Linked DNA regions of Homo sapiens: region 1 is linked to region 2. A link is an interaction called in ENCODE POLR2A ChIA-PET data of the cell type or tissue named here. Cell type or tissue: GM12878. All regions are shown on one strand. Each heading gives the region's core, and the rest is flanking DNA. Links, peaks and the distances in the headings are about the cores only. Region 1 holds the start of LOC124901782 (a long non-coding RNA gene). Region 2 overlaps INSIG1-DT (INSIG1 divergent transcript).

What was found. Peaks named below come from ENCODE experiments on the same cell type or tissue, not always from the same donor. Only the 100,000 strongest peaks of a DNase experiment are listed, where the experiment ranks them.
Region 1: POLR2A ChIA-PET joins it to region 2 with 5 read pairs; 25 of 35 experiments call an interaction of 5 or more read pairs at or near these places.

What each region holds. Positions count from the first base shown.
Region 1 is chr7:155,190,829-155,206,172 of GRCh38, forward strand. LOC124901782 (a long non-coding RNA gene) reads right to left here and starts at 7,627. Exons shown (of 2, transcript XR_007060602.1): 1 at 6,434-7,627; 2 at 4,757-6,159. It overlaps LOC124901783 (a long non-coding RNA gene), which reads left to right and starts at 14,876. Exons shown (of 2, transcript XR_007060603.1): 1 at 14,876-14,999. RefSeq lists enhancers at 7,106-8,305, 14,438-14,617, 14,628-14,677, 14,708-14,777, 14,808-15,057. In GM12878, for the core only: no CTCF peak of the experiment used is centred there; a DNase peak (open chromatin) is centred at 8,262; H3K27ac peaks cover 1,052 bases.
Region 2 is chr7:155,277,001-155,292,344 of GRCh38, forward strand. It overlaps INSIG1-DT (INSIG1 divergent transcript), which reads right to left. Exons shown (of 2, transcript NR_183448.1): 2 at 11,596-11,864. Among named protein-coding and RNA genes, the nearest start is that of INSIG1, 13 kb to the right of the region's middle. RefSeq lists a cis regulatory region at 13,955-14,554. In GM12878, for the core only: no CTCF peak of the experiment used is centred there; a DNase peak (open chromatin) is centred at 6,981; H3K4me3 peaks cover 288 bases.

The DNA of each region.
Region 1 (15,344 bases), core at 3,588-8,587, 87 kb before region 2:
GTGCGCACCTGGGACGCGGCCAGAGAGGCTGAACCCCTAACGTTTTATTCTGATGAATTTAGATTGAAAGATGGAAGCTATGTACGTTATTTTTCCTTTAAATGGACCTTCATGGTTCCACTAGGGCGACATGTTGCTGCAATGGCTAATCATTCAGCCTCCGAAGGAGACGTGCGGCGACTGAAACGCACGCCAGATTTTGAAGACCGTAGGAAAAAAAAAAAAGCGAGCCAGTCATTGAGACTTTTTAAATTGATTACATGTGGAAATGCTAATGTTCCAGCGGGACTGGATTAAACAGGACATTATTAACATGCATTCCACCTGTTTCTGGTTACTTTTTAAATTTGGCTAAATGGGCATTTTACATTACAGGTGTGTGGGGGTGGGGGCTGACCTGTGGCCTCGGCTTCTGGCCCTGGGCCTTCCCTTCCTCCCACTTGCCACGGGGGCCGGGTCCGGGAGCAGAGCTCTGCAGTTAGGGCTGCTGAGAGGCGCAGGTGCAGAGGACGGGTGGGTGCCCAGGCCCAGGGCACAGGGTCAGGGGTCGGAAACCTGCCAGTCTTTAAAACTACATTTCACAGAGGATCCATCCCGGCCGTCTATACATAGGGTGGGTCCTCCGTCAATCCATCCAGCACCCACTGAGTTCACCCCATCTATCCTATGTATAAGAAAATCGCGGACCGATCACGGGGGCTCATGTCTGTAATCCCAGCACTTTGGGAGGCTAAGGCAGGTGGATCACCTGAGGTCTGAAGTTCCAGACCAGCCTGGACAACATGGTGATACCCCGTCTGTACTAAAAACACCAAACTTAGCCCTGCGTGATGGTGCATGCCTGTAATCCCAGCTATTCAGGAGGCTGAGGCAGGAAAATCACTTGAACCCAGGAGACAGAGGTTGCAGTGAGCAGAGATCACGCCACCGCACTCCAGCCTGGGTGACAGAGCGAGACTCCATCTCAGAAAAAAAAAAAAGTGAAAAAGAAAAAAAAGAAAATCACCCAGTGCTTGGCAGTCACCATACAGCCAAGACCCACCCATCATTCAAGTCCACCCCAGGCTGGCTTCATTATTTTTGGGGAGGACTGGACCTTCATTTGACTTGCTATTTACCATTGATTAGGGCCTAGACTTTGTGAAGTTACATGTTAATTTGTAGATATTTTGTCAGTAGAGATGCAAATGATTTCAGTCTGGTGGAGAATGAAATCACTGAAACTACTGGCCCCCAAGGCCGTGGTTTTAGTTTGCGGTAGGATATTGATCACTTTGGCCTCTAACTTAGCAGACTTCCTTTACAGGGGCTGTGTTGGCTGATGAAACAAAACTCTGTCAGCCACTCTTTGAACCAGTTGTACAATTTTGCCCTTTCCCAGTCTGGGCTAAGCAAATCTCTGATGTGTTCATTCCAGATTTGTATGAGAGTCTTATATTTAACTGTTAAGTTTATAAGGTTTACTCAAGTAGTTAACTGAATCAGGAGAGAAATTTGAGATGAGGTTGAGGTTAACCCCTGGGGAAATGATGTCCACAGCATCACAGGGAATGGTTACCCTAAGCCGGGGCATGCACGTGGGGAGGGAGGAAAACTGGAAAGACTCTTTCATCCAGAAAGATGAAGGCTGAGAGGGGAGGCAGGTGGCATTTGTGATTCCATAGACAGCGTCAAAGAGAGGAACCTAAGCTTGTTGCCAAACCTGAGAAGTAGAAACCTCTTTCAGGTGAAAAGAGGCTGTGTGAGAGGAGAAAGGAAGGGAGTCTCTGCTTCAATGGTGTCAGAAGTGGAGGAATCTTTGACAGATGCTGGAGTCAGTCTGTGTCCCGTGTCTTTGAGGAACTAGCCCCGTGAGACACAGCCCCTGACCTCAGGGAGCAAGCAATCTAGCGGTGTCCACAAAAGCAACACCTGAAGATTAAATAATACAAAATACATTTCAGGAAATACGTAGAACATTTCAAGCCACTGGTGCAGACAGTGGGAGCTCAGAAATCAGAGGAGGAGGTGCCAGTGGGACTGGGGTCTGTTATGTTGTACAGCAAAACGCAATGAAGTTAAGGACCTCGAGAGGAGTTGCTGATCCTGGGCTATCCAATGGAGTCCTAGGTACAGTCACATGTGTCCCCATAAGATGGGCAGAGGGAAATCAGAAGCACCACAGAGGACAGACAAGGGTCTTGAAGACAGAGGCAGAGACTGGGGGATGCAGCCACAAACCAAGGAATCTCAGCAGCCACCAGGAGACAAAGATAGATTCTCTCCAGGGCCTCTGGAGGGAGTGGGACCTGCTGGCACCTTGATTCCAGACCTCGGGACTGCAGAGCAGCAAGAGGAGACATTTCTGTTATTCTCAGCCACCTGGTTTGTGGTGATTTGTTACAGCCACCCCAGGACGCGAATACCTTCCCTCACATGCCTAAGCTGAGACGGTTGGAACCACAGGGCAACTGGACACACACCCCGACTCTCTGCGCTGCACTTGGGCTGCCTCCCAGCATGGCAGTCCCAATGGTCAGACTTCACAAAGGTGCTAGCCTCCAAGAGGACAGTTCCCAGGATGGGGAAGCAAGAGCCCCAGGCATTTGAAGAGGAAGTTACCCAGCCTCATCCCTCCCACCCCTGAGCAAGCTTCAGGGCCAGCCCGGCACTAGCGGAGGGGAAGGAGCCCATTCTCCCCATGAGAAGACTACAAAGCACCCACCCAGATGGGGTATGTGGGGCTGCTCCTCTGAGCACTGACCCCCGGCTTCCAACCGCAGACCATCCTCAGAGCTCAGCGGGTCCCTTCTCCACATCCTCAACCCTACAGCCTAGAGTTTTCAGTGCCCAGGACCCTTTCAGAACAGGAATGTGTGGAACAAGCTCTAAATCTAGAGTGTAACTTAACACATACATAAAATTGCTTTCTTTCAGGTTTATTTTTAAGAAGCAAATGTTATTAATTTCCGGAGAAGGAAATGAAAGAAGATGCTGCAATGATAGTGTCTGCAGAACAGCTTCAAAATCACACAAAGAGACAGACTCATGAAGGTGATATTGCAAAACCAGCATGGCATGGGGGCAGACACTGTGCTGTGGAGGGGACAGTGTGGAAGCCACATTCCCTGTTTCCTTCTATCCTCCTCCCACTCTCTTGAGTTGAATCACCCTCTAGTGGGGCCTGGGCCTGCTTGTTCACCCAACGTCTGATGCACAGTTCATTGTTACTCCTTCTTTTAACTGCATCATCCTTTACTTATAAAGAATTTGGAGAGGCAAATAAGGTCGTATTAAAACCAGTTGGAGCATGATATATAATGCATGGTATAGCCAACAAGCAACAGTGAATCCTTTGAACACACTTTCTCCAGTGTGCATCTGGTAAGGAGGCTAAGTTCTTAGTGGGATAGCGCTATTATTAATCAGAAAGTTTGAAGGTGCTTTTTGAGAATTAACCCCAGAGCTACAGAGTTATGCATCATTATCAGTATACCAGCCTATACTTTGTTCAGTGCTTTACAATTTAATAAGTGCCTGATTTCTTTCTCAGCACTATGTGAGGAAGGTGTTACCATTGGTTAAGGATGCAACAGCCAAGGTTGAAGGAGACTAACTGCTTCGCCGTCTGCTTATTCTCAGCTGTAAACAGCTTGCAGGAGGACAATCTGCATTGTTCGCAGAGAAGCAAATATGACCCAGAGGTCAGAGTCGCAAGAGCCCAGCAATTTGTCTTTGCTCCTTAATCCACTCTGTGCCATCCAGGGAGAGATAGTAACACTGATTTCTGAATAGTGCTTTGTGTGTTACACAGTGGCTTCATATCCAGCGCCTCCCCCACCTCCTCCGCCCTCACTAGGGGTGGATTGCCCCTGAGCAGGGTCTGAGGGGCAATGGATCGGGGTGCTGCAGGGGCTGAAAGCTGCAACTTTGCAGGATGTTTGTGTAGTCATGACAGCCTCGCGGAAAGCCTTGGGAGCATGGGGCGTCCTAATCATCCTGACAACTCCGGGTGGAGGGTACACCGCCGTGCTCCATGCCATCGGGACAGAGCTGGGATATGCAGGCCATGGCGAACAAGCACACAGCACAAACCTGTGCCGCACTGTCCAGGTCAGTGCTTCTCATCCAGAGAGGCTTCATCCCCCTGGACAAGCTTGGCCATGTCTGGGGACAGTTTGGATTGTCCCAGCTGGGGAGGGGTGTGGAGGGTGCTGCTGGCATCAGTGAATGAACGGAGACCGGGGATGTTACTAAACATCCTACAAGGCACAGGGCAGCCCCTGCCACAGAGAATCACCAGGCCCAAAGTGTCAATGAGGCAGAGGTTGAGGAAGCCTGGCATAGGGGTTTTACCTGTTATGAACATGTTAATCCACCGGCTGATGTGAAACAGATGCCAGGATCAGTCCCCACTTTGCAATTGAAAACAGAAAAAGCAGGGGTCTCAGTCCTTGTATGAAACAAGGTAGTTTTTCAGCCAAACAAAAAACATTAAATGAAATAAAGTCAAGGTACTTTGAATCATTTTGCCTCATAATTTATAAAAAAAATTAGCAGTAATGAATATCAACAGACTAAGTATTGTAAAAGAGGCTTTCAAAAAGCAGAAATTACAGAGAAGACAAAGAAAATAGGCAAAAACACATGGCTTATAGGAGATTTTGTTCATTTCTTTTGCTTTGTGTTACCCTCTTCCCATGGTCCTGCCTTCCTTGGGTTATTTGAATATATTTTTTATTCCATTTTAAATAATCCATTGTCCTTTCTGGCTATATCTTTTTGTATCAGTTTATTAGTAGTTTCTCTAGGGATTACAATACATATATTTAACATTTTATAGTCCACTTAGAGTTCATATCTTACCATTTCAAGTATATTATAGAAGGCTTATGACTCTATTGGTTCATTTATCCTCCTCTCCTTATGTTATAATTGTCATATGTACCACATCTCAGTAATAATTATACCCAGAAAATGTTACAATATTTGCTTTCAACAGTCATATACATTTTAAATAATTTAAAAAGAGAAAAAGAATTCATTATATTTACCAGATATTTATCATTTCTGTTGCTCTAATGCCATTCCTGAAGTTCCAAGTGTTCCTCCAGATCATCTTCCTTTTTCCTGAAGAACTTGGCTAAGCATTTCTTTTATAGGTCTGTTAGTGACAAATTCTCTTACTTTCTCTTAATCTGAGTATGTCCTTATTTCACTGTCATTTCTAAGATATTTTTGCTGGATATAGAATTCTGGGTTGACAATTATTTTCTTTCAGTAATTTATAGATGTTGTTCCACCATCTTCCTGCTTCCTATTTTCTGATGAGAAATTTGCAGTTATCCAAAGTACTCTTCTCTGATACATAGTATACTGTTTTTATCTGGTTGCTTTTAATTGTCTTTCCTTTACCTTTGATTTTCATTTACAATGCATTTTTTTTAAGTTTATCTTGTTTAGAGTTTGTTAACCTTCTTGAACCTATATATATATACGTTTTTCATCAAGTCTGGGAAGTTTACAACCATTATTTCTTCAATATTTTTCTGCACCAGTGTCCTCCTCCTCTTCTTCTGAGACTCCAATAATAAGAGTATTAGACTTTTTGATATTGTCTCACAGGTGCTTGAGGCTCTGTTTTTGTTTCATTTTTTTTTCTCTCAATCTTCAGGCTGTGTAATTCCTATTGATTAATCTTCAAGTTCACTGACAATTTCCAGGATATCTCCCACAATTTTTGGCATTCAGGGCTCTCCTTTCCTGGTTCTTCTGGACAGAAAGATAGTGTTATCTCCAAGATTTAGCTTCCCGCACTGCCATGCAGCTCTGCGTGACTAGGACTACCTTAGGAATAAATTGGTAAAAGAAAAGACAAAAAAATTAACAGGGATTATCCCCCCATTTTTAAAACAGCTGGAGCTCTTTTTCCAGTTTTCTTCTGTCCAGAAAATCAGGTTTTTCTTAGCTTTTTAATTCTTTGTGCTATTGTATAGTTCCACATGACTGGGGCCATCTTTGGAGCCAAGTGGCAACAGTAAAGAGGAAGAAATAAACAGGGATTCACCCCACTCCATTTCCAGTTCCTCTGGTTGGAGAGTTGGGTCTTTCATCAAAGTTTCAGGGCTTCCAGCACCAGGACCAGCAGCATAGTGGTGCAGCTCCACAGCTGGAGCTGGCCTTGGGTCAGGGTCAAGAGAGGAAAGAAAAAGAATAGTGAAAATTTCTCCCACACTCCCTGGCACGCAGGGGTCCCTTTTCCTGGTCCTTTGGCTGGAAAGAGAGGTTTTATCCCAGATTTTTGTCTTCTGGGCCCACTGCACAGTTCTGAGATTCAACCCACCCTCAGGTCAGAGCTAAGAGACAAAGAAAGAGGAACAAGGCAAAACTCACCCCCATTTGGGGTCATTATCAAGTTTTGACATCAGTTGCCCATCCTTTTGTCGTTACTTACTTTTTAGAGGGCTCAGGGAGTTGTTCTTTATGTTCCTCCCAGAGTTTTCAGCGTTCCCAGTGGGACGGTAGACGGAAGTGCACGTATTCCACCTTGGCTGGTACCAGTGGTCACTTATAGAAAATGCAAATTCTCTCAGCCCAGGTTGGAGCAAATGTACAAAAGAAAGTAATGATATAAAAGACCAAAATGACATGATCAATTTAGTATACCTGAGGGATATCTACTAAACTTTAAATCCTAAAAATATAGACTATATTGTCTTTCCAAGTGACCATGGGACACTTCCAAAATTAACTAATAAACCACACAAATAACTTCAATTAGTTCTAAAGAGGAGAGATAATGCAGAAAACATTTTCTAATCACAATGCAATGAAACTAGAAATTGATAAGAAAGTCACAAAACCAAAAAGGCCTTGACCTAGAAATCGTATGATTCCTTATTAACCAACTTTTGAGTCAGAGGGAAATACAAAGTGAATTATAGAATTTCAGGGAAACAACAATAGTGAAAACATTAAATGTTAGAGTTGAGAATATAAATACAGTAGTTGATAGACTTAAATATCCATATCAGGTATAGATATTTAACAACACTGCACTCCTTACTTCCTGTCCTAGGTCTGACTTCCACGGTCTTGCTGGACACAGACCCTTTGTGGACATTTGACAATGTCTGGAGACATTGGAGTGACATCTTGTTATTGCATACTTAATAGACTACAGTATAGTATAAACATAAATTTATATGCACTGGGAAACCAAAAATTTTATGTGACTCACTGTATTGCCGTATTCACTTTATTGAGGTGGTCTAGAACCCAACCCACAATATCTCCAAGGCCAGCCTGTATGTGATCTCATTTACTCTTTATAAAGACATCTGGCGACGAAAAATCTCAGAACTCTTTCACAGATAAGAAAACTTAGGCTAAGACAGATGTAGGGAGAAGAGTGAAAATCCCCAAACCACCTTCCCCATTTTTTCCTTCCCCAGGGCTCACCCCGAATCACTCAGTGCTGTGTCACGTGTCATCCGGACGTTTTTCCTTGAGTGACAGGCATGACTACGCAGGAAGGCAGAGGATCGCTGTGGGCCGGAGGCCTGACCCACCCTCAGAAATGGTGGCCAAGCCCCTCAGGGCCACTTCGTACAGCAACCCTGTCACCATGCTCACCGGAAACTGGTCTGATCAGTCCTCGTGACAGCAGAGCAGGAAGAGAGCTGGAGGTTCATCAGGAGTCACCCAACACGTCACAGACCGGGACATGGAAGCCAAGAGAGGTGTGGTTATCCTCATCACAGTTGACGATGATCCTCAGTGCTGGCCACCAGGATCAAACTAGCCACCATTGCCTGAGTTCTGCGTGCAGCTGGTCTGCAGCGCTGCCCCACATGGGACCCTCTCCTTGAGGGGCACATGACCTTGGGCAGAGCAGCTCTCTTGCGATGAGGCGATGAGGGCCTCAGCCCGAGGCGGATATGGGCCCCACACCCCAGTGTTCACCACAGCCACCAGGATGCTCACTTTAACCCGGCGGTCACTGAATTGAACAAGGCACAGGTGACCCCTCTTTGCGAGTGACCTCCAATCCAAGCATCCTGCAGCTGACCCAAGTCCTCACCCTGGAACTCTTCCATAAGTGTCGGATAACTCTTATTGCTGACTGGTTTTAGCTCAAGACCCTTTGAGTTTTAGGACCTTCCACAAAACACTTTGCAAATATAGCTCGTGAGCATTGAAAAACAGCCCCTTCCCCCACCAATCCCACGATAAGGGAGCCTGAGAGTCAGATCTCATCTCAACCAAGGCTGTGCTCTGAATCACCCAGGAAATTCCCCACTGACATTCACATGCAATAGATGGGGGTGGTGGAGGCGTCTGTGTGTGTTGTTTTTAAGCATCTCAAGTTGATTAATGTATAGCCAGGTTGGGAATTACTGCTCTAGTGGAAAACTTACTAGGCATAGAAGCAGAAAACGAGGATGTGTGGAAACCTGAGGGAGCAGGACAGCTTCCTTAGCCTAAGTGTCTTTATCCATCAAGCATAGTTGATAGAACAAAGCAGGTTCACAGACACACTCCAGGATGCTGGAGGCTGGGTACGGGCCCACCCCTTAAAGACAGCGCAGTGCCAACTTTTCCCAATTCACAGCAGGGGAAGTTAGTGGATAGAATTGCCCAATTTTAACTTTTGGTTCCTTTTCTCTCATAATCTTTTCTTGGCCTTGACATCTTCTAAAACTCCTCTTTCTAAGCCAATGACCAACAACACTGCCATTGTCCCAGTGAAGGCTGCCTTTCCCATGGCTGAGAAGCCAGGCGAGCCAGAGGCATGGGTTCTTTGCTCCCTGATCTCAGGGCTGGTGCAGGCTCTGCACGGCAAGGTGCTGACAAGGCCTGGCAAACAGGTGCTCAGTGCCTTTCCGGCTGGAATCTTATGCTTTGTCAGGTGAGTGCTCAGCAAAAAGTGAAGCAAATTGGGTCCCCGCCATTCTGTGCCAGTGATGTAGTTTTCAGACGTTGACCTTCCGGGTCTGTGCTGATGACCCCTCATGGTGATCATGAACTTCTCCCTAGACCTCCGTGTGAGGACCCTCTGGAAATCTCTCACCACACCTTTCAACTTTAGCCCATCACTGAAATGATCACATACTGCTTATGAAGACGTTGGGACTTGGAGATGCGTTGATGTGCACATAGCCCAACTTCAAATTCAGGCTATAGCATCCCTGGAGGTAAATATTGATTTGGCATTTCAGTTCTATCAATATTTACCTCTTAAGTCAATAAAGCTTGATGTTTATCTCAACTGACATTGATATCTGCTTAAAGTGTATTTCTCACTTCCTTCCCTTCTTCAAATAGCTGGAGAAGAGCTTGTGTTGGGCAGGTCAGAGGGAATGGCCGATGGACCCGCTGGTATGGAATGAGTCCTGAGACTCTCATTTCCTCTCTGGGCCTCAGTATCCCAGTGAAGCAGCTACGTCGTCTGGGGTAGATCCCCTGGGGCTTGTTGTCGCCTGCCAGGAAAATTTAGGACAGGGACACTAAAGAGGAGTATAGGAGTGGAGGTTTAATAGGGGGAAAAGAGAAAGAGAAACAGCTTCCTCTGTAGAGGAAGGGGTCTCCAAGCAGAAAGGACGCACTGGTGGTGAATGCACTGTGTTTTATAGTCCAGTTTGAGGAGGCAGTGTCTGATTTACGTAGGGCTCACAGATTGGTTCGATCAGGTATGAGGTTTACACAGTGCGTGGGGAAGGCTGCTCTTATTATGCAAATGGGTTTTCCAGTTGATAGGGGCCATCTTGTCTGCTCCTTACAGAACACGTGGCTGGCAGAGAAGTAAAGGTGGAGCTGCCATCTTGAAAATGTCTAGCTCTGACTGGGCTCGGTGGCTCACACCTGTAATCCCAGCACTTTGGGAGGCCGAGGTGGGCAGATCACCTGAGGTCAGGACTTCAAGACCAGCCTGGCCAACATGGTGAAACCCCATCTCTACTAAAAATATAAAATTTAGCAGGGCATGGTGGCAGATGCCTGCAATCCCAGCTACTCGGGAGGCTGAGGCAGGAGAATTGCTTGAACCCCGGAGGTGGAGGTTGCAGTAAGCCAAGATCGCACCACTGAACTCCAGCCTGGGCAACAGAGCAAGACTCCATCTCTAAATAAATGAATAAATAAATAAATAGATAGATAGATAAATGAAAATGTCTAGTCTTTAGTTCCTGCCAGCATTCACCCGTGCAAGCTCCCAGCTTGCAGGCTGCTCTTTGTTAGAAAATGATTTGGGGCTGCTTTTCGTTAAAAAGGAAAGCCTTATGGAGGACTCCCATACCCTTGCTATCTGCCTAAGTAATTCCTTCTTAACTCCTGGATCTCTAGGTTGTTTCGGAGACCACTTCGCTGCTGACATCTCATGGCTCCGCTGTTGCATATTCAGAAGGACAGAGCAGGCGGGCGGCCTCAGGTTTGCAAGTGGCAAAACCTGAAAAATAAAACACTGTTTTTTATTCTGATTGACTTTTTAAAAAGTGCTGATTTCAGCTGGTACTGCTTGGAAGCAAATTTCTGGGGAAAGTAAAGTCATAAAAACAATCAGACAGCCTTAAAACTGGGACCATGAAGATGGGGTCCCATCAAAGAATCCTGGCTCCTATGGTTGAGGCTCAGCGGAGGGAGCAGTAAGTTCCCTGCAACGTCTCCAAGCCTACAGCCCGAGGCCTCTCGGACCCGACACCCTGGCGGACAGCTGCAGAGGGGCAGCCCCACCACGCCTGCCTTGCTCAGAGGCACCCCGGGACCAGCATCAGCTAGCAGAGCTGGGAGGTCACTCAGGCCAAATGCTGGCAATTTCATGGAGAACCCACAGTGACAGAACTTCCACAGAGGACTGTCCTTGAGATGGTAAAATCAGTGAAATGGAGTCAGTAAAACCGAGCACACGAGGCCTGGTGCCTGGGAGTGGGAGGAGCCCAGGCAGCCTTCACCAGTGTGTTGGTTCATTCTAACGTGTCAACTCGACTGGGCCACAGGATGCCCAGATATTTGGTTAAACATTATTCTGGGTGTGTCTGGATGAGATTAGCATTTGAATCGGTGGATTGAGCAAAGCAGGTGGTCCTCCCTGTATGGCTGGGCCTCTTCCAAGCAGCTGGGGGCCTGAAAAGAACAAAAAGCACTGGTCAGGGAGAAGGCCCTCTCTGCCCGTTTTCAAGCCGGGCTGGCAGTCTTCTGCACTCAGACTGGAACTTACGCTAGTGGTTCGCCCAGGCCTCCAGCTTGCCAACTGCTGATTTTTGGACTTGTCAGCCTCCACCTCCATAGCAGCATGAAAAATTCCTCATCATCAATCTCTCTATGCATATATCCTATATATCCTTTTGGTTTTATTTCTCTGGGGACCCCTAGCACACCAGGCAAGGTGAGAGGCCCTTGAGGAGGACCGGCTGTGGCTCGCTGGTCTAAAGCTCTAAGCTCCTACTGCTGCTGACTCCAGCTCTGCAGAAGATACAGTGGTGACATCTCCTGGCTGCCAAAAAGACGGGTGAGTGTGAGCCTGGGGCTCTCAGATGGCTGCAAAGATCAGGGTATCCAGGGTGTTATGTAAGCAGGCAGCTTCCCCTGCAGTCTGTGCTCTAGGCTCAAAGCACAAGGGCCACAAAGAAGCCCAGCCCAGGATCCTGTCTGCCCGGTGAGCTGGGCAAGGTGAGCATGCCTGAGGAGTCATGGCCGAGCACGCAGCACTGAGCACAGATCCTGGAGGGAGAGGGATGACCCTCAGCCCCTGCCCTCCGGGACCTCATGGTACAGGTGAGGGAGGGTGGGTGCTCAGGTTGGAGTCAGTGCAGCTGAGGAAATCTGCATGTGCCCCTTGATGGCAGAGGGCCCCGGGATGCTTCCCCTCTCTCAGCCCCCACTGGAACGCAGCCGCACCTTCCCCAGAGGACGCCAGGTAGACTCAGTGGCCAGAGGTTAGGGGGATTCTGCACAGGCGGCTCAGGGTGTGCTGGCACATACCACCCTCGCCAGGGCCCAGGGCCCTTGAACGCCCCAGTGTTCAGTGCTGGCCTTGAACCAGGGATGGCCTTCGGGTGAGTGCTGTGGGGCTGAGTGAGCCTGAAGGAGGACCCTCGGGTGAGAAGAGGCTTCTGGGAGGAGCAGGAGAGAGAGGAGGGGATTTGGGAGAGAGGGGGAGGGGAAGGGACAGGGAGGGAAGACAGACAGCCCAGCTGAGTGGGGAGGAGACACAGGGTGGAAGGCTGGGGGTTGCCCTTGAGGTTTGGAGTCTGAGTCTGGATCAGGGTTCTGCTGCTGGTGGGTGACCCTGCTGCTGGCTCAGCCCCAATCGGGGGCCTGGCTGCCTCACTCAGATGAGGGGCCGGGCTTCCCTCTCCTGCTTTCCAGTGCTTGGACTGTGGCAGCCACCACACCCACAAGGGAGTTGGTGGTTGATTCCCAAGGGTCCTCATGGTGGAGTTCCCCCTCCCTGCTCTCCCTTGGCCCTGTGGGTGCATTTCCTGGCCTAGGGCTTTGTGGAGTGAACAGTGGCTCCTCCTGCTTTTGTGGGCCCCTAGCCAGTGAGGTGAGGCCAGACCTCCTGAGGGGAGGGTCCCATGTCCCCAGAGTCAGGGGTCGGGGTCAGGGGTTGAGGTCAGTGGGTCAGGTGGGTACATTGCAGTCAGCATGTACTCAGGACTGCCTGTGACCCAGAAAAGGCTTTCTCAGGCCTATTCCCACCCGCACCAGCCTGGAGAGAGCTCTGTCAGGCTGAGGTGGAATTTTCCGGAGCCCCGGGGGCTGTGCAGGTGCGGGAGGGAGAGTCTGTCAGGCTGAGGTGGAATTTTCCAGAGCCCTGGGAGGAGGATTCCCAGCATCAGGTGAGCGGTGACTTCTGACGCACTGTGGAAGCTACAGGCAGGGCTGAGTCGGCGGCAAGGAGCAGGACCTCCTGTTAGAAAGTCCCAGAAAGAAACAAACCCTCGGGGACCACCCAGAAGGCCAGGATCATCCGAGGGGCCGCCCCGTGGGGTCTCCATGGCTGCACGTGCATCCTGAGGCCCAAGTCCTCCTCACAGTGGCTTCACTGGGTGCTGGGACTCTGCAGGGACCGAGCTGTTGGTGCTCCAGCATTCAGGGAGCTCCTGCCTTGGGGTGGACAGACAGCAGGTAAAGAAGCCTCATGCAGGGCAGCAGGGGATACCCTGGGAAGGAAAGTGAGGCAGGAAACAGACACTGGGCCAGTGGCTCCTGGTGAAGGGATGGGCACTCGGGGATCTCGGGGAGGGTCCAGGTGAGGACAGCAAGGGCAGAGGAGCCTGTGGGAGGGGTAAGCACGAGGGAGGCCGAGGCCCTGAGATGTGAGGCCCGCATCCTGCTGCAGGCGCTCTGCCTCCAGCAAGAGGTGGCTCTGGGGGACAGCTCTCCATGGGGGACAGCTCTCCATGGGCTTGGACACCCGTGCTCCCAGACAACAGCTTCTGCCGTGCTCCCAGATGAGAGCCAGAGCCCTGCCTATCGGGAGGCCACACTCATGCCCAAGACTTCTAGGCCTCAGCAGTGCTCCCAAGGGTGTGGCACCAGGTGAAGCAGGGCAGGTGTGTGGACCAGGTGTGCTGGGGGGGCAGAGGGAGGGCAGCACCCCGTGGGCCAGCTACCTCTTGTGTGGGCACACAGCACCTGTGCACTCAAGGTCACCCATGTGCACGCCGCCTCTCCACTCCTGGCAGCAGCCACCCTCGCACCATGTGGCTCTGTGTCCTGGCTCCACAGGGCTCCCTGCTGCTGCCAGGAGCAATTCCTGGAGTCCAGCATGTGGAGGTAGCAGGGCCTCTGCTGGCTTTGGGACTGGACCAGCAGCACTGCAGGTGCCCTGGCTCTCCCACCTGGGCACACCTGAGGCCTCTCGCCCTTATCTCCCAGGGCCCTAGCGGTTCCCCTCCACCATCCCATCCCAAAGCCTCACCTTTCCAGTGTAGCCCCAGGCCCCAGAGCAGGTGTATCCACTTTATTGTACACACAGCATTTGACTCAGAGCCCAAGACATGTATCTGATAGGAATAGGGCTGCTCTGGATGAGGGAGGGGGTGCCCAGCCCCCCAGCCTGGCTCCCCAGCACGCCCACTGCCCTGGCTCTGCGGAGCACCTTCCAGACCATATCAGAAGCCCTCAGGGAGGCCCCTGGACCCTGACATCCCCGAGACCCCCTGAGGGACCCACTTTGCTAGCTGCATGTCTGTGTCACACGGAACTGTCTCCATGCTCTGCAAGCAGGTGGAATGCAGGAGCAGGCAGGAAAACCCAGCTCTTCCAAGTCAGACACTGGAGAGCTCTGCAGACACGAAGACAATGCCATGCCTCCCCCTAAATGCTTTTTGTTTTGGAAAATATAGCTGTTCGTCATAAGGTATTTACGTTGACGTATGACAGGTTTATGATTGTTTTAATGAATTAATAGGTATTTTAAATGCTCTTAGTTTCGATTTCTAGTGTTTCTCATTGGTGATTTCTAACGTGGCATCGTGGCTGCATTCAACCCCCATAAACGCATGCTCCGTGGTGGCCTCCATAGCTCTTCAGACCCAATGTGTGAGTCCCGGGCTCCAGATCGTGTCTCAGCCCCTCCCTGCTCCCTCAGCCAATAGCCTGTGTCCGTGTGGCCCCTCCCCCGAGCTTCCCAGTGACGGAGGAAGGCAGACGCCGCGTGCTTTCCAGGCGCTGTCCTAAGCCCTTTGCAGATATGGAGCCACTTGACCCTCCTATAACGCGTGCAGTGGGTCCTATTACCCCCCCATTTACGGACCAAGGGCAGGGAGGTGGAGACACTGGCTGGAGGCCGCGCAGCAGGGAAGTGGCAGTCAGGAGGCAGCCCAGGCCCTCCCATCCGACTTCAGAGGCCAGACGCACGCCTTCTAGACGCTGACTCACAAGCCAAGTCACTCCTTCCTGACACTCACGCCACCATGTCCTCCCCAAAGTGCATTTGCATTTTAACAGCCATCTTCCGTGAGCTGACTCTGTGGTTTTCAGTCAGTGGTTTCCAGTCGGCTATTTGTCATAAGGTATTTACGCTGACGTATAACAGGATTATGAGTGTTTTAATGAATTAATAGGTATTTTAAATGCTATTTAAATGTACTACCTCAAAAGGCTGAGAAATGTGGGGCCTCTGTGTGGATGTGTCAGTGTGTGTGTCTCTGTGTGTGTCAGCGTGTGTGTCTGTATCAGTGTGTGTGTCTGTGTGAGAGTGCGAGAGTGTGTGTCCGTGAGAGTGTGTCAGTGTACGTGAGTCTGTGTGTCGTGAGTGTGTCTGTGTGTGCCCGCGTGTCAGTGTGTCTGTGTGTGTCAGTGTGTGTGAGTGGTCGAGAGTGTGTCCGTATGTGAATGTGTCAGTGTTTGTGTGTGTG
Region 2 (15,344 bases), core at 4,324-9,323:
CAGGGAAGCCTTCCAAACCCAGCAGGGAGGACAGTCCGCACCCTCCAGCCTCGCCTTGAAGGACCTGGTGCCTGCAAAGCCATCACAGCTGATCGAGTAAATCTGCTCTGCTGTGTTTGAATACCTTTAATTGCTGTAACCACAATTTTACCTTGAGAGAAGGCAGAATGGGGGATGGGGAACTGCAGAAAGCTAGCAGGAGGGGAGGGCCGAGCAGGTTCCGGGGTCTCCAGGCTGTCTGCAGGCACTGCCTCCCCGGGCCGCAGGACTGTTCTGTGAGCTGGGGATGACTCCTTTCTCCCTTTACTCAATCACGGGAGCACTGAGGCACTGGAGATGAAACCACTTCCCAAAGGTGCTTGAAGGCGGAGCCAGTGCTTTGTACCTGGATTTACTTTCTATGGTTACAACAATTCCACGAAGAGGGTGGGGAGCGGGTAAGCTAGTGAGGGAATCTAGCTGCCACAGATGTTAAGTTCCGCACAAAAGGACTTAGTGTGTTTCCTACGCAAGCACAAGATTATGAAAATATTTCCAGCCTTATTCAAATTTCCTCAATATGCTTTCAAGGGAAATGGTTTTACTTAGATAATTCTTCAAAGACTTTATGCAATAAAACTGTATACCTCATACCTTTTTGTAAAAATGGTTAAAATATCCAAAGCCCAGAATGAGTATCCAATTCCTGGAGGTGGAAATGGTCCTAAACATTATCTGATGACTTTTTAAACTGTCTACTGACTTTTAAGGAAACTGTAGTTCAACGAAGTGTATGACTTATTCCAGGTCACGAATTGAGTGGCCAAGTCACAACCGGAACTCAGAACCTCTGACTCACGGGCCACATTCTGCCACACACACTGCAACTGGAATTAAAGTCAGGATTTCTGATCACAGCAGGGGAAAAGGGGTTTTCTCTTGGTTTGTAGACAGTTCTGCAGAGCGTGCATAGCTGGGTGTCGACTAGGACCCCTGTACTAACACCCCAGCCCTGTGCACCCGGCAGCCCTCCGAGGAAGTTGGCCCAGGGTCTGCCTGCTTCTCCCTCATCGCTGTTGAGGCTTGCTTCATGATTCTGAAACTCTGTTACTGGGCTTATATACATTGTTGGTTGTTATGTCTGTTATGTCTTCCTGGTAAACACACCGTTTCATGATTATGAACATCCCTCATTGTCTCTGGTAACGCTCCGTCTTCAGGGATCTTATCTGATATTCACAAAGCCCCTCCAGCCTTCTTCCCACTGCTGTTTGCGTGGTTTGCCTTTTCCATCTTTTCTTTCAGCTTCTCTGCGTAGCACTGCGTCTTGCATTTTTATCCACTCTGAGTATCTCTGCCTTCTCTTTGGAAAGTGGAATCCAGTGCATATAATGTGATCTTCCTTATGGCTCAGGGTCTTCCATTCGGAGATTTGCTTTCTGTTTGTCCCTCAGTTTCATTGTTGTTGTTGCTGTTTTCTTCCTTTTTTGCCTTCTTTTGAGTTGACTGATTTTTTTACAATCCCATTTTTATTTACCTATTGGCTTTCTATTTATCGGCTTTTTAAGCTATGTTTTGTAATTTTTCTTTTATCATGTCAAAACATATATGACATAAAACTTCCCAAATGGTGAAAACCGTGGATAAACTGTATAATTCAGTAGCACTGCATGCATTCACAATGTTGTGCAACCATCACCACCGTTTATTTCCAACACTTTTGTACCACCCCATCATAATCTATATCTTCTTTTGCACTTTTGTTTCAGTGGTTGCTTTAGTGATGGCAATGTACATCCTTAGCTTGCCCCAGCCTATTTAGTTAACACTGCTTCACTTCACATAAAGCCAAGAACTTTGCACCTAAAAAAGGTCCATCTACCACTGTCCCCCTTCCTAGTGGCCTATGTGTTACCTCCACATACATATAAGCCGCATGAAGTGTTATAGTTGTTATGTAAACAGCCATAGGGGTTCTAGATGAATTAAGCAGAGGCACGAGTATATAAGTCCGCACAGAGCCCTCCCCTGGGTTTGTGTTGCTGCCTCTCAGAGGGGCTTTCAGGCCCTACCCTTTGAGTCTTCCTAGCACTTTGCAGCTGAAGCCCTGGAAACCTCCGCCCAGGGTGCGGCTCTCACAGCACCCACGGCGAGCCCCACCCATGGCTCTCAGTCAAGAATGGTTGCAAAGGGCGGTCAGCTTCCCCATCACGCAGCATTTGGGAGGCTTGTCTCTGAACGTGATGTGGTTGATCCCAAGCTGGTTCTGAAGTTCATGTCCAGTAAGAGAAACATTTGAAACAGAGTATTATTTATAAAGCCAGGGAATGGTCTTACATTCTTGCAGTCAATACATTTTAATCTGAAGCCAGGGTGCACTAGCAAGGTACTACGGACCTCACTCTGATTCTAGAAGTTATTTCAGAAAATAAAAATCAGCAACTTGCCTGCACACAGAAAGATGAAATGACCAGAGACAGCAGATTCATAAGCAAGCCCTTAGGAAAGCCAGCCGCAGTGTCACAGATGGGCGAGGGCACACTTCTCACTAAAGTCCTTCATTCAACATCATTTAGTGATAAGGTAGTTATAACATGGATGAGAAAAAATAATTGATCCCCAGAGGGGCCACTGTCTGTGTGGAGCCTGCATGTCCTCCCCATGTGCTGTGGGTTTCCTCCAGGTACCCCGGGTTCCTCCCACATCCCAAAGCTGTGCACATGAGGCTCACTGGCACATCCCCATCTGAGTGAGTGTGAGTGTGACTGTGCCCTGCCATGGGATGCCGTCCTCTCCAGGACGGTTGCCCGCCTTGGTCCTGAGCTGCCTGGATGGGCTCAGCCCCCTGCCACCCTGAACTGGAATAAGCAGGTTGGAAAATGAAAGGATACAAATTTTGTCAAATAAAAATTCGTAAAGCATACGGTATTCACACAGAGATGCAGGACAATACCAGATGCAGTAGGAAAGGCCCAGCGGGCTGAGAATTGGCTCTTGTTTGTTTTGAAACCACATGATAGGGGGAGGCACTTCAGAGCTTTGGCTTGGCCAACATTATTTTTGATTTAACGCAGCCCCTCCACGACCTGGTCACTCATAGATTCACCAGAAATTGGGTAATGATCTTACTTTTTTTTTTTTTACTTTAAATGTATATTCTCCAATTTAAAACTTAATTAAAAAGTAAACTTTAATGTCGAAAATGCAAACTTGGGGAGGGCAGAAAGATCACACACAAGGCTGTCACTTCACACTTGGAGGGTTGCACAGCGGCTGGGCAGAGGCGCTCCTCGCATCCCAGACAATGCAGGGGCCGGGCAGAGGTGCTCCTCACTTCCCAGACAGGGCGATCTTACCTTCTTAAATGCACGTAGAGCTCACATGTATTTCAGTGTTTCGTATTAGAAGTGTGCTTCTTTGGTGATGTTTTTGTGGCCAGAACTATACCATAGGAATGTAACTCTTGTTTATATCAATTAGCCTCCGGAGAAATTGATGTTTGATATGTGTCGTTTCACCTAAAGTCACAGTTTCCAAGAACCTATGGACAACCCCAAGTGAGGTCTTGCTGTGTAGATGCGTGCACTGTGGAGTGAGTGTGGAGCTCCCAGCAGGGGACACTGGGCGCCCAGCAGGGCTGCCTGTGAGTCTGCATTACCTGAAACAAGAATTTGTATCTTTCCCAGAGACATGAGCTTTCTCCACTCTTATCTGCAGGGACGTGTGCAGGTCTGGGGAGAAGCCTGCGTTCACCTCAGGGTCTCCCCCACAGCGGGTGGCAGCCCTCCCCACCCCCAGCCCCATCTCTGGTGACGCCTGTCGAATTAATCACAGGAGCCACTTTCCTTTTCCTTGACACAGGTTCTCAGCACTGACTCAGTCTGATGGGGCTGTGAGACAAAGAATTTCCTCCACTTCTTACTCTGCTGCTCTAGTTTCCTCCACCCCACCCCAAGTTGCAGACTTTTATTTCATTATTTTATTTTATTTTCCGGTCTGGAGAAGCCTGTGACTCCATACCACCCATCCTAAGACACCGCATTCTCTCAGTAATCCTCTCTTTCTTGCACCTTCAAAACCTGTTTCTGCTGGTTCCTAAATTTCTGACTTTCGTTAACTTAAAGGAATTAGATGAAGGCTTCTTTTTTGAAGAGGCTTTTTGAAATCTCCCTCCCCTGTGTAAGAGGCCAGTTAATTATTTTAACTCAGCCTATTTGGGAAGGAAAAAAAATGTGTTCCTCTTTTTTTTCAAAAGTGCCTACTACAACATCATACTTACCAAAAACATGTAGTAATTGTTCAGCATTGTTGAGGATAACAAGCCTCTTTTGATAGCAGTTGGCTCCTCATTACATAAAAAAGACAAAGAGTGGTAAATTCAGCATCTTCAAGGAATATTTATCAAGTTCCATCGAAAGCAAAGCTCTCAAAGGTTAATGTATGCACGAATCACCAGACTACTGACATTCGGTTCCGGTGCCAGGGTCTGAGTGGGGCCCCAGGTTCTGCCTTCTCAGTGACCCCACAGGGTGTGGACCTTCTCTGGCCAGAGGGTCACACCCACAGGGAGAGAACCATTAGGAGTTGGGGTGTGTGGGTGCCATGTGACTTCTCTGCAGGAACAGATGACCTCTACTTCTAAGCAAGAGGAGACAGCCTCCAGTGTAACCTGTTTTACCTGCAGCCAGGTGTCAGCCTCCAATGCGACTCACTCAGCAGCAGTGCAATGATAAAAGGTCCACACGCTGGACCTCCATACCAGGACCACATTTGGAGCAGCCCACAGGTAGGCTTCTGACGTCTGGCACACTAAACCATGCCCCCGTCCACTTTGGAGAACCCAGAATTTTCCAAGTGTTTCTTATGCTTGGATCCTTAGTTGTAGACTCGGTGTGGAATGGGATGACATTTCATCACCTCATTTGTCATAGCCATCGCTGTGATCTCAACACACAATACTAGTGATAATAAAGTGTATCAACACAAAATTAGTTCAGCTTGCTTTTGTTACTCGCAGTTTTAAAGTAAGACAGTGCTATTAATAAACAGAATAGGTCACTTCATTGAGGCTAGATTTAGCTTGCTTTCACTGTGTATTAAATTTTGCTAAATAACAGTTGAATCTGGCTAATGAAGTTCTTCTTTCTTTTTTGCACTAAGTAAAATCTTTGAAATTGTTAACTTAGTAGTTTAATTAAGTATTGGAGTAATTTCCTCCTCAGATACGAGAGTGTTGGGTGTAAACATGTCTACACGTTAAGGGTTAAGAAAAGAGACCAGGCTCACCCTTCCCCACGCACTGGGGCATTGTTGTTCTCTGGCCAGGGGGTCACACCCAAAGGGAGAGAACCATTAGGAGTTGGGGTGTGTGGGTGCCATGTGACTTCTCTGCAGGAACAGATGACCTCTACTTCTAAGCAAGAGGAGACAGCCTCCAGTGTAACCTGTTTTACCTGCAGCCAGGTGTCAGCCTCCAATGCGACCCATTCAGCAGCAGAGCAATGATAAAACTTCACATAATAAACCTTAACCAAACTTACTGCTGTTAACCTACCTGCCATTCTTTGCTTCTGGATCGCAATGGCCTGGGGTGAGGAGGGGTTGTCATTTTGTTCTGATTTGCCGAATTCTCTCAGCTCTGTCGTACACACAGTTCCTTAGTTATATACATATAGAATGTTCTAGTAAGAGTAACACACTAAGGAAAAAAACTGCTATTGAATACTTAAAAGTACAGTTTAAGGGTTTCTTGTTAAAGCACAGCTTAAGATGTTTTAGGCGAGCTCTGATTAAAAAGGGAAACAGGAAATCATTATGAATGGAAAGCAGAACAAGAGCCATTTGTCCCACAAGCAATGGATGAGGGGACTGGTGACGCCGAGCTGATGACTGATGGCACCCCGTGCCCACCGGAGGAAGTAGAAGAGCCTGTCCAGAGGCAGCACCCCCAGGGCATCTGATGCCAGCGGCAGAAGCCAGGCTGGAGGATCACACATGAGAAAGAATTTCACCACACTTGGTTGACTGTGCAACCAGGTTATTTTATCAGAAGACAGTGCTGGAATTGATCCTAAGGAAAAAGAATAAAAGATGTGTACACACTTAGCACACATATTTGTTGCAGCTTTGTTTACGATACTGAAAAGTATGAAATGGTCTATTAATGCCCAACAATATTAGATAGGTAACTAATCTGTCACACACACACACACACACCCTTATGTAGCCAGTAAAAATGTTGTTGAGAAGGTTTTTTTTTTTGTTTTTTTTTTTGAGACAGAGTCTTGCTCTGTCACCCAGGCTGGAGTGCAGTGGCACAATCTCAGCTCACTGCAAGCTCCGCCTCCCAGGTTCAGGCGATTCTCCTGCCTCAGAATCCTGAGTAGCTGGGATTACAGGCACCCACCACCACGCCTGGCTAATTTTTGTATTTTTAGTAGAGACGGGGTTTCACCATGTTGGCCAGGCGGGTCTTGAACTCCTGACCTCAAGTGATCCACCCGCCTTGGCCTCCCAAAGTGCTGGGATTACAGGTGTGAGACACAGTGCCCAGCTGAGAAGGTATTTCTTGTCACAGAATAATATTTGCCCTGAATTCTTGGGGAAGGGATAGGCTAAGGAACAGGATACAAAATAATCTGTATAGTATATGGTTCTACATATCAAAACTGGTACATAAATTTACATGTATAATTATGTCACAAAAGAACCTGGTAGTGTATATGCCACAATGCTAACTATGACCAGCCCTGAGTTTGGGGAGTATAGGTGAGTTCTATTTTCTTGTTTTTACTTCTCTGTGTTTTCTGGCTTTTCTGCATGAATTACTTATGTCACTAAAAACAAACAAGCTTTTTAAGGCAACCTTCCAGGGCATTTCCCACTTCTAACATATCTCAATTCTTTATTCACGCTTATGCAATGAAATTCCCATAGTATTTTTCACACTCTTAATAAACACATTCTCTAAATTAGGTGCACTCAACCCTAATCATATGCAGTCTCTAGAGTGTGGCTGAAACTCCTTGCTGTGGGCAAACCGTATGTCTTGCCTTGTAAATTAAAGAATGTGGTTTTCAAACAGTTGCTGGGGTTAGTGGTGCCTGGCTGTCACCCTGGTGTCTCCTAATCCCACTCTCAGTAATCCTACTGTACCTATTGGTGCAAGTACAGGAAAAACAAAACAAAAAACCCCATCCCATCAAAACCAAATCATGTTTTTATTGTCTTGGGCTTTTCTTTTCTTTTTTCCTTTTTTTTTTTTTGAGACAGAGTCTCACTCTGTCGCCCAGGCTGGAGTGCCGTGGCATGATCTTGGCTCACTACAACCTCCGTCTCCTGGGTTCAAGCGATTCTCCTGCCTCAGCCTCCCGAGTAGCTGGGATTACAGACGTGCACCATCATGCCCAGCTAATGTTTGTATTTTTAGTAGAGATGGGGTTTCACCATGTTGGCCAGGCTGGTCTCAAATGTCTGACCTCAAGTGATCCACCTGCCTCAGCCTCCCAAAGTGCTGGGATTACAGGCATGAGCCACCTCGCCTGGATGGGCTTTTCTAATATTATTAAATGGCCCAGTGCCTCCGTGTCCAAGCTCCCAGGGAGCCCTGCCCTGGTGTAAGGCAACGGCCCCCCAGCGATCTTGGGTTAAGTGGGAGGAAGCCTGCATGTCCGCAGCAGCCTCCACGTCCTTAGCCCCAGAGATGGCTTTCAGAGGCTTCCGTGTCATCCCTGGGAACCTGGACTGAGGACAGCCAGGCTTGCAGAGGGGTCAGTTCTTCCTGAAAGCAGCTTGCTGAGAGTGGGACAAGAAGTAGTGATAAGTCCTCCAGGTCCCAGCAGGAACCAGAAGTCCCCTGGACCCTCTAAGGAAAGACGCATTAATGAAAAGACTACTTGGAGAGGTGTGGCCAGGGTGAAGGAACAAACAAGGGCTGGTGAGGCAACCAAACACAGGAGACAGAGGAAGTCATTCCCTTCCCCAGGGCTGCAGACCAAGGAAGGAGCCAAGCGGACCCACCTTCCCATCCTCAGGGCTGCAGACTAAGTGGGAAGCTGGGAGGGTCCACCTTGGGAGCAGCTATTGTCCAGGGATGGGGGCACAGCCACTGCTGCAGACAGAGGGCTGGGCAAGGAGGGAGCAGGACGGGCATCCAACCTCCCTCTCTCACCCTCTCAACCTGCTGTCACCACCTGCAGAGGTAGTGGGCCAGCAGGCAGCCTGGGGAGCCAGGCAGGACCCAGAAGGGCAGAGAATGGATCAGGAGACTGAGAGCAAAGGGAGAGAGACCAGCACAGGGGATGAGACCTCTGGGGGACTCACCCTGGGAGAACTCAATCAAGGGACACATTGTTGGATCACCAGGTGACCCAGAAGAGATGAAGGAGATGAGAACAGAGAGAATTCTTGCAATGAAGCTCAGCTCTAGCAAACACTAACCTCCGGAGTGCAGACAGCATGACAGCACACAGATGGAGGCCTGAGAGGGCAGGGAAGAGAGGCCAGAGAATATGCAGAGAAGAAGCTCAAGAAGGACAAAGAAGCCTAATGAAGGACCTGCTGCCTTGTGGATGCCGCTGGAGCTTCCAGCAGCTGAGAGCACAGAGCATTGCACCCAAAGACGATGCCCCTGCCCTCACCCCTCTGCTGTTCTGTCTCCTCTTCATCGCTTTCGCACTCCAACCCCAGGGACTTATGGAACATAGGTCCCGGCAGGACCTAATGTCAAGGAAGAACCAGGCCGATGTCATTTCTGCCTCCTTCCGTATTTTTTTTACTGTGGTAAGTCATATATAACATAAAACTTACCCTTTAATCATGTTCAAGTGCACAGTTCTGTGGCATTACGCACACTCGCATCGTTGTGCCATCGCCACCATCCATCTCCAGACCCTTTTCATCTTCTGAAAGGAAACTCTGTCCCCACCAAACACTCATGCCCCATCCCTCCCCCAGACTCCGGCACCCCCCACTCTCCTGTCCGCCTCTGTGATCTGACGACTCTGGGGACCTCATATGAGTGGAGGAGTCTTTGTCCTTTTGCGACTGGCTGATTTCACTCACCATAACATCCTCCAGTTTCCTCCATCTCCTTCCTGTTTACAGCTGAGTGATATTCTATGGTACGGAAAGGCCCCATCTTGCTCACTCGCCCATTCACCCATCAGTGGACTTTGGGTTATCTCCACCCTTGGCTCTTGTGAATGTTGCTGTGAGGGGCACGGGGGTACCCGTATCTCTTCAAGGCCCTGCACTCAGTTTCTGTGTGCAAACACCCAGAAGTAGACTTGCTGGCTCACATGGTAGTTCTTTTCTTTCTTTTATTTCTTTTCAGAAACCCCCTGTGATGGTTGATACTGAGTGTCAACTGGATTGGATTGAGGGATACAAAGTATTGATCCTGGGTGTGTCTCTGAGGGTGTTGCCAAAGGAGATGAACATTTGAGTCAGTGTGCTGGGAAAGGCAGATCCACCCTCAATCCGGATGGGCTCCATCTAATCAGCTGCCACGGCGGCTAGAATATAAAGCAGGCAGAAAAATGTGAAAACAGACACTGGCTTAGCCTCCCAGACTACATCTTTCTCCCGTGCTGGATGCTTCCTGCTCTTGAACATCAGACTCCAAGTTCTTCTGTTTTGGAACTGGGACTGGCTCTCCTTGCTCCTCAGCCTGCAGACGGCCTATTGTGGGACCCTGTGATTGTGTGAGTTAATACTTAATAAACTCCCCTTCATATATATGTATCTATTCCATTAGTTCTGTCCCTCTGGAGAACCCTGACTAATACACCGCCGTGCTGTTTTCTGGAGCAGCTGCATCATTTCACATTCTCACCAACAGCACACAAGGGTTCCAATCTCTCTACGCCCTCATCAGTGCGTGTTCTTTTCTGGTTTTTGTTTTTACAATACCCATCCTAAAGGGTGTGAAGTGACGACCCACTGTGGTTTTGATTCGCATTTCCCTGCTGACTGGTGAAGCTAAGTGCCTTTCCATGTGCTTGTGGGCCACCTGCACTGTCTTCTTTGCTCTTTCCATGTTTTGTCCATGTTATTGTTGAAATCTGCTGTGGCCCGGGCCCCCAAACACCCGGCTGCCTTCCTACTAGTGCCTGTTCCATGTCACCGTAGGTCTATGGTACACCCATTCCTCTTCCCCATCCTCTGGCTGTCCCCCTGCCCTGCCTACCCCTCCCCAGGGCCCATGGTGGAGCTTGATGGCAGCCTCATCCTCCAGACCCCAGCTGGAGCCTCTGCACCGCCTGTGCTGCTCTAAGGAATCACAGGCGCCTTCCCACCGTCTCCATCCCAGGCCGTCTTTATCCCTCTTCATCCCATCCCGTAGGGTCCTGTCCCCTGTCCCTCCACCACACACAAGCCTGGCTGCAAAACAGGATGTGGCTTTTCCACATTTCCTCTTTCTTGCTAATCTTGAACAGGGGCACGAATAAAGATTTTTCTGCCAATAACTACAGAGAAACTAACAAAAGATTTTAAAAACAACAGGCAAGGGGAAGTCACGAACACCGCACAGTCCTGCAAGCTTCTTAGAGTCCTTGTCGTCACGAACACCGCACAGTCCTGCAAGCTTCTTAGAGTCCTTGTCGTCACGAACACCGCACGGTCCTGCAAGCTTCTTAGAGTCCTTGTCGTCACGAACACCGCACGGTCCCGCAAGCTCCTTAGAGTCCTTGTCGCCAGCCCAGGGCCCTTGGCTCACTTCTGAGGAGGTGAATGGAAGCCACGGTCTTCCCGCCTTTAGTTCTGCGAACAGGGTCCACTGACCCCACCCGTCTCCTGGGAGCTGCCAGGTGGAAGATGATCACCTGTTTCTTCCTCGAAAGCCCTGGGCCTGAAGAGCTATGCAGTGGGGACGGTGAGTTCTGCTCTCTCAGAGATGCTCCAGGTCGTGCGACTCAGCACAATGGTCATAGCCTCCCACCAGTGGGCACCTTTGTCTTGGGGTCTGTGGTAAGAGAAGCCACATGAGACCACCATATTCCACCTCTGAGCTCTCCAGCAAGGCCTCCTCCCATCCCACCAATGCAGGCCTCTGCCACACTGTGTCCTCCCTGCCCAGGGTCAGCAGTGGCCCTGGTCTCGGGCCATCCTGATCTCCAGTCTGTGGCTGGTCATCTTCCAGCACAAATACCAAGCGTGCGCTGCTCCTGAGTTCCAAAGACTTCCCATTGTCCCCAGCAGCACACCCCAGGGGCGCACAAAATGTTTCCAGGAAAATATTCAGCTTTGCTACTACTCAGCAGACGGGGGGACCGTGGCACCCCCGGCCTCAGCCAGACCGTCCGCTGCACACCTGCATGGCACTGACTGAACATGACGTGTCCGATCAACACGGGGCCATGCCTCCGAGAACGCGACTGCAGCTCTCCCTGCACCTCTGTCCCATCTTCAGCTACAGAACCGGAGCTCCATACGCGGGCCTGGGGGTCATCTGAATGTAAACTTCACTTTAGAGTCACCATACTCTCATAATCTACACTGTTTTAATAAAATCTTAGTAATTCTCTGTAAGGAGATGACGAGTGACCATGGAAATATTTCATCTCGTGCAGGGTCTCATTGTTTATCTCATGGCAAAATATACTTTTTTAATGGTTGGATGTAAACATGAACTCAAACACGTTTTATTTATTAAGATACAACCTGAACCACAAAAACAAGGAGATCAAAGATGAAGTGGCTTAGACAGAAGTTTCAGTCTCTCTCCCCAGACTGTCTGGAGGTGAGTGGATGGCGCTTCATGAGGTTGCTGGGGACCCCTGTCTGCTGGGTCTCTTGCTCTGTTGTCCTGTTACGACACGCGGTGCATGGCATGGCACATGGTCGGCATGGTAGATGCTGGGTTGCTGCCACACCCACACTCCCTGCTGGAGGAAAAAACAGAGATCAAGAGGGAGTCCAGGGAAGCGCCTTCATCTTCAGAGAGTGACTGGGAGTTGCAAACAACCCACCTGCCCACTGCCCACTGGCCCAAATTTAGGCTCATGGCCACACCAACCGCTGAGAAGTTCAGTCTAGCTGGTGCCCAGTCTTTAGCTGGTTCGGCTAAAATTCAAGAGGCTCTGTAATTAAATATCTATTTATAATATATCATGTAGTGCATATAAGATATGAGGACAGCTATATATATATATATATGTAGTAAATACATTGATATATGTATTGGGGAGAACAAGGTAAACATCAGCCAACTGAAACAGATGATCAAAAAAGACTTAGCCACACCAGCTCCCGGGACAAAGGCTAAGCTGCTTAGCCTGTCCCCAGGCTTCAGCCCAGCTGACTTCTCCACTCTGTCTCCCACGTGCTCAGAATCCCCCGAGGGCCTCACGCCTCTGCGCAAGTTGTTCCTCTGCTGGAATGGCTTTGCTCCTTCTCTGGGTGACAAATTCATCTTTCGAGACTGAGCTCAAATGTCACATCTCCTGAGAGGCATTTTCTAATTGTCCCTCTTCTGTGTTTCCATAGCACCGCCTGTCTATGAATTTCTATGATAAAAATCACCAAAATGCATCGAAATGATGTTTTCATGTCTGTGGTAGGCAGAATATCAGTCCGCTCCCAAAAGTCCACAGTCTAATCCCTGGAATTCGTGAATGTGTGATGTTACATGGTGAGGGGACTTTGCAAACTCGATTAAAGATCCTGGGATGAGGAGATTCTGCTGGTGTCTAAGCCCATGCGGGGAGCTCTAACAAAGTACCAGCGACTGGGCTTATAAACAGCAGATATTCATTTCTCACAGTGCCGGAGGCTGGAAGTCCAAGCTCAGGGCACTGGGAGACAGTGTCTGGCGAGGGCCACTTTCTAGTTCAGAGATGGCGCCTTCTCCTGCATCCTCACATGGTGAAGGGGCCAGGGAGCTCTCTGGGGCTCTCTCTTCAGGGCCCCGACCCCATTCACAATGGCTCCACCCTCATGACCTCAGCACCTCCCAAAGGCCCCACCTCCTGGCACCATTGCCTTGGGGTGCGGCTTTCAACGTATGAATTTGGGAGGACACAGACACTCAGCTCATACTACCTGGGTTATTCAGGCAAGTCCCACCTAACTCCAGGCCCTTCGAAGTGAGCAGGAGGCCAGAGTGATACCACGACAGGGCCATGAGCAGGGAAGGCAGGCAGCCTCTGGGTGCTGGGAAGGGCGAGGGAACAGACCCCCTGGAGTCTCCAGAAGGAACCCAGCCTGCCAGCGCCTTGATCTTACTGCAGCGAAACCCAGTTCAGGCACCCAACCCCCAGAGCTCTGAGATGACACATGCGTGCTGTGCAGGGCCACCGTGTTTGTGGTCATTTGTCACAGCAGTGCCGGGAGCCTCCTCCTAGGTCCTTCTCCCCCATTAGTTTGTGAGCAGCTCCAGGACCATGCAGCAAGAGCCCTTGTGTATCTCTAGCACAGTGCCTGGGGCACAGCAGGAACTCCAGGGGTGAGAGCAATGGGGGTGCGGGGAGCCCAGCTATGGACTCAGGGAGGCTGGATCTGAACCCCTGCTCTGCCCCTCAGCATTGTCACAGCTTTGAGCACATTGCTTGCTTCAGGACTCCATTTCTTCACGTTCTTCACCAGATAGAGAGAACACTCATCTTTCAGGTGCCGTGAAATTGAGTAACACAGATTATATGGTGTGTCTATATTTTGGGTGGTAGCCACCGACCGTGGGGCCAAGGCCTGACATGACCACACAGGTGGCAAGCCCCTGGCCCCTCCGCCCCTCACTCCTTCCTGCTCCATGCTCCACATCCCTCCCAGTCCCGGAGGACAGAAGGCTGAAAGCAAGGTGTTTCCAGGCCCTGCTCCCTGTGAGAGCCCTACGGGACAATCCTTCCTTACTCCTTCCGGCCTCTGGTGGCTCCCAGCAAACCATGGCGCATGTCCGCCTCCGTCCTCACACGGCTTCTCCTGCATGTCTGTCTCTGGGTCTCACCTCCTCTTCTTAGGAGGAAACAGTCATGTTGGATTTGGGCCCACCCTACTCCAGTGGGAACTCATCTTAACTCATTACATCTCCAAAGACTCGATTTCCAAATAAGGTCACATTCTGAGGTTCCCAGAAGGACATGAATTTGGGGGCACACCATCCCACCCAGTGCACCCCCTCTGCCACTGCTATCTGCTGCCTTCACTCCCCAGGGACTCAGACACCTGACACACAGTCTGTCTCCATATCCCAAACCTGTCATTGTGCTGAGGACTTCGTCCCACTCAAGCATGACTCATCCAAGGCCTCGCCTCTGGGTTCCCTGACCTCCTTGGCCCTGGTGACTCACTCCACACCACTCCAGCCACCCAATCCCAGGCTCATCGTGGGGACTGCCACCCTCTGCAGTGGCTCTCCCCTGACGCCATGTGCCCACACAGCCTCCTCCTGCCCAGGCTCTCGCCTTCAGATCACCCATCCAGTAATGAATCTGTGGGAGCTTGGGTTGCATTAATCAATGAATATTGCTACCCTTGTAGGGCCAATACCCAGTGTTCACATAGGGCAAGCCTCTACACACTGACCCTTCCCTCTGTGGGGCCCTCTTCCTCCCGGCATACTCCTTTCACCTCCATTTCACCTGACCCAGGTTCCATGACGCCACCAGCCGCCTGCCGCTAACCTGCCCTCCACTGCTCCATTGCCCCTCCTTGGCACCACCAGGAAAAAACCAATTCTAGAGGCCCCTCGAATGCTCTGCCATTGCTACCCAGCCTGGAGTGTCGTAGAGAAGAACTCCCACGCCACCCTGCAGATTGGGCCCTGTGAAGTCGCCATCACAAACCTCCACCAGGCACTCCACACCAAAGGGTTTACACTCCCAGTTTCCAATCGCTCCTGTCTCCCTCTTAACTCAGGAGCTCTCCTCCTTCTTCAGAAATGACAGAAACTTCCTGAGGGGAAGGCGACCCCACCACACCGCCCCCATCTCTCCCACCTACTTCCTCAGTAGAGGGTGTGCCTGCCCAGGAATCCCCACTAGGATTGGTCCTAGACACCAATCTCCTCCTCTAATCTTCTCCTCAGGGACCTCACTCTCCACTGCCTGCTCTCACTCCCTCTTCTTCAGTCTTTCTTTATTTTATTATTATTATTTTTGAGACAGAGTCTCACTCTTGTCACCCACGCTGGAGGGCAATGGAGCAATCTCGGCTCACTGCAACCTCCACCTCCTGGGTTCAAGCGATTCTCCTGCCTCAGCCTCCCGAGTAGCTGGGATTACAGGCATGTGCCACCACGCCTGGCTAATTTTTGTATTTTTAATACAGACGGGGTTTCACCATGTTGGTCAGGCTGGTCTCGAACTCCTGACTTCGTGATCCACCTGCCTCAGCTTCCCAAAGTGCTGGGATTACAGGCGTGAGAC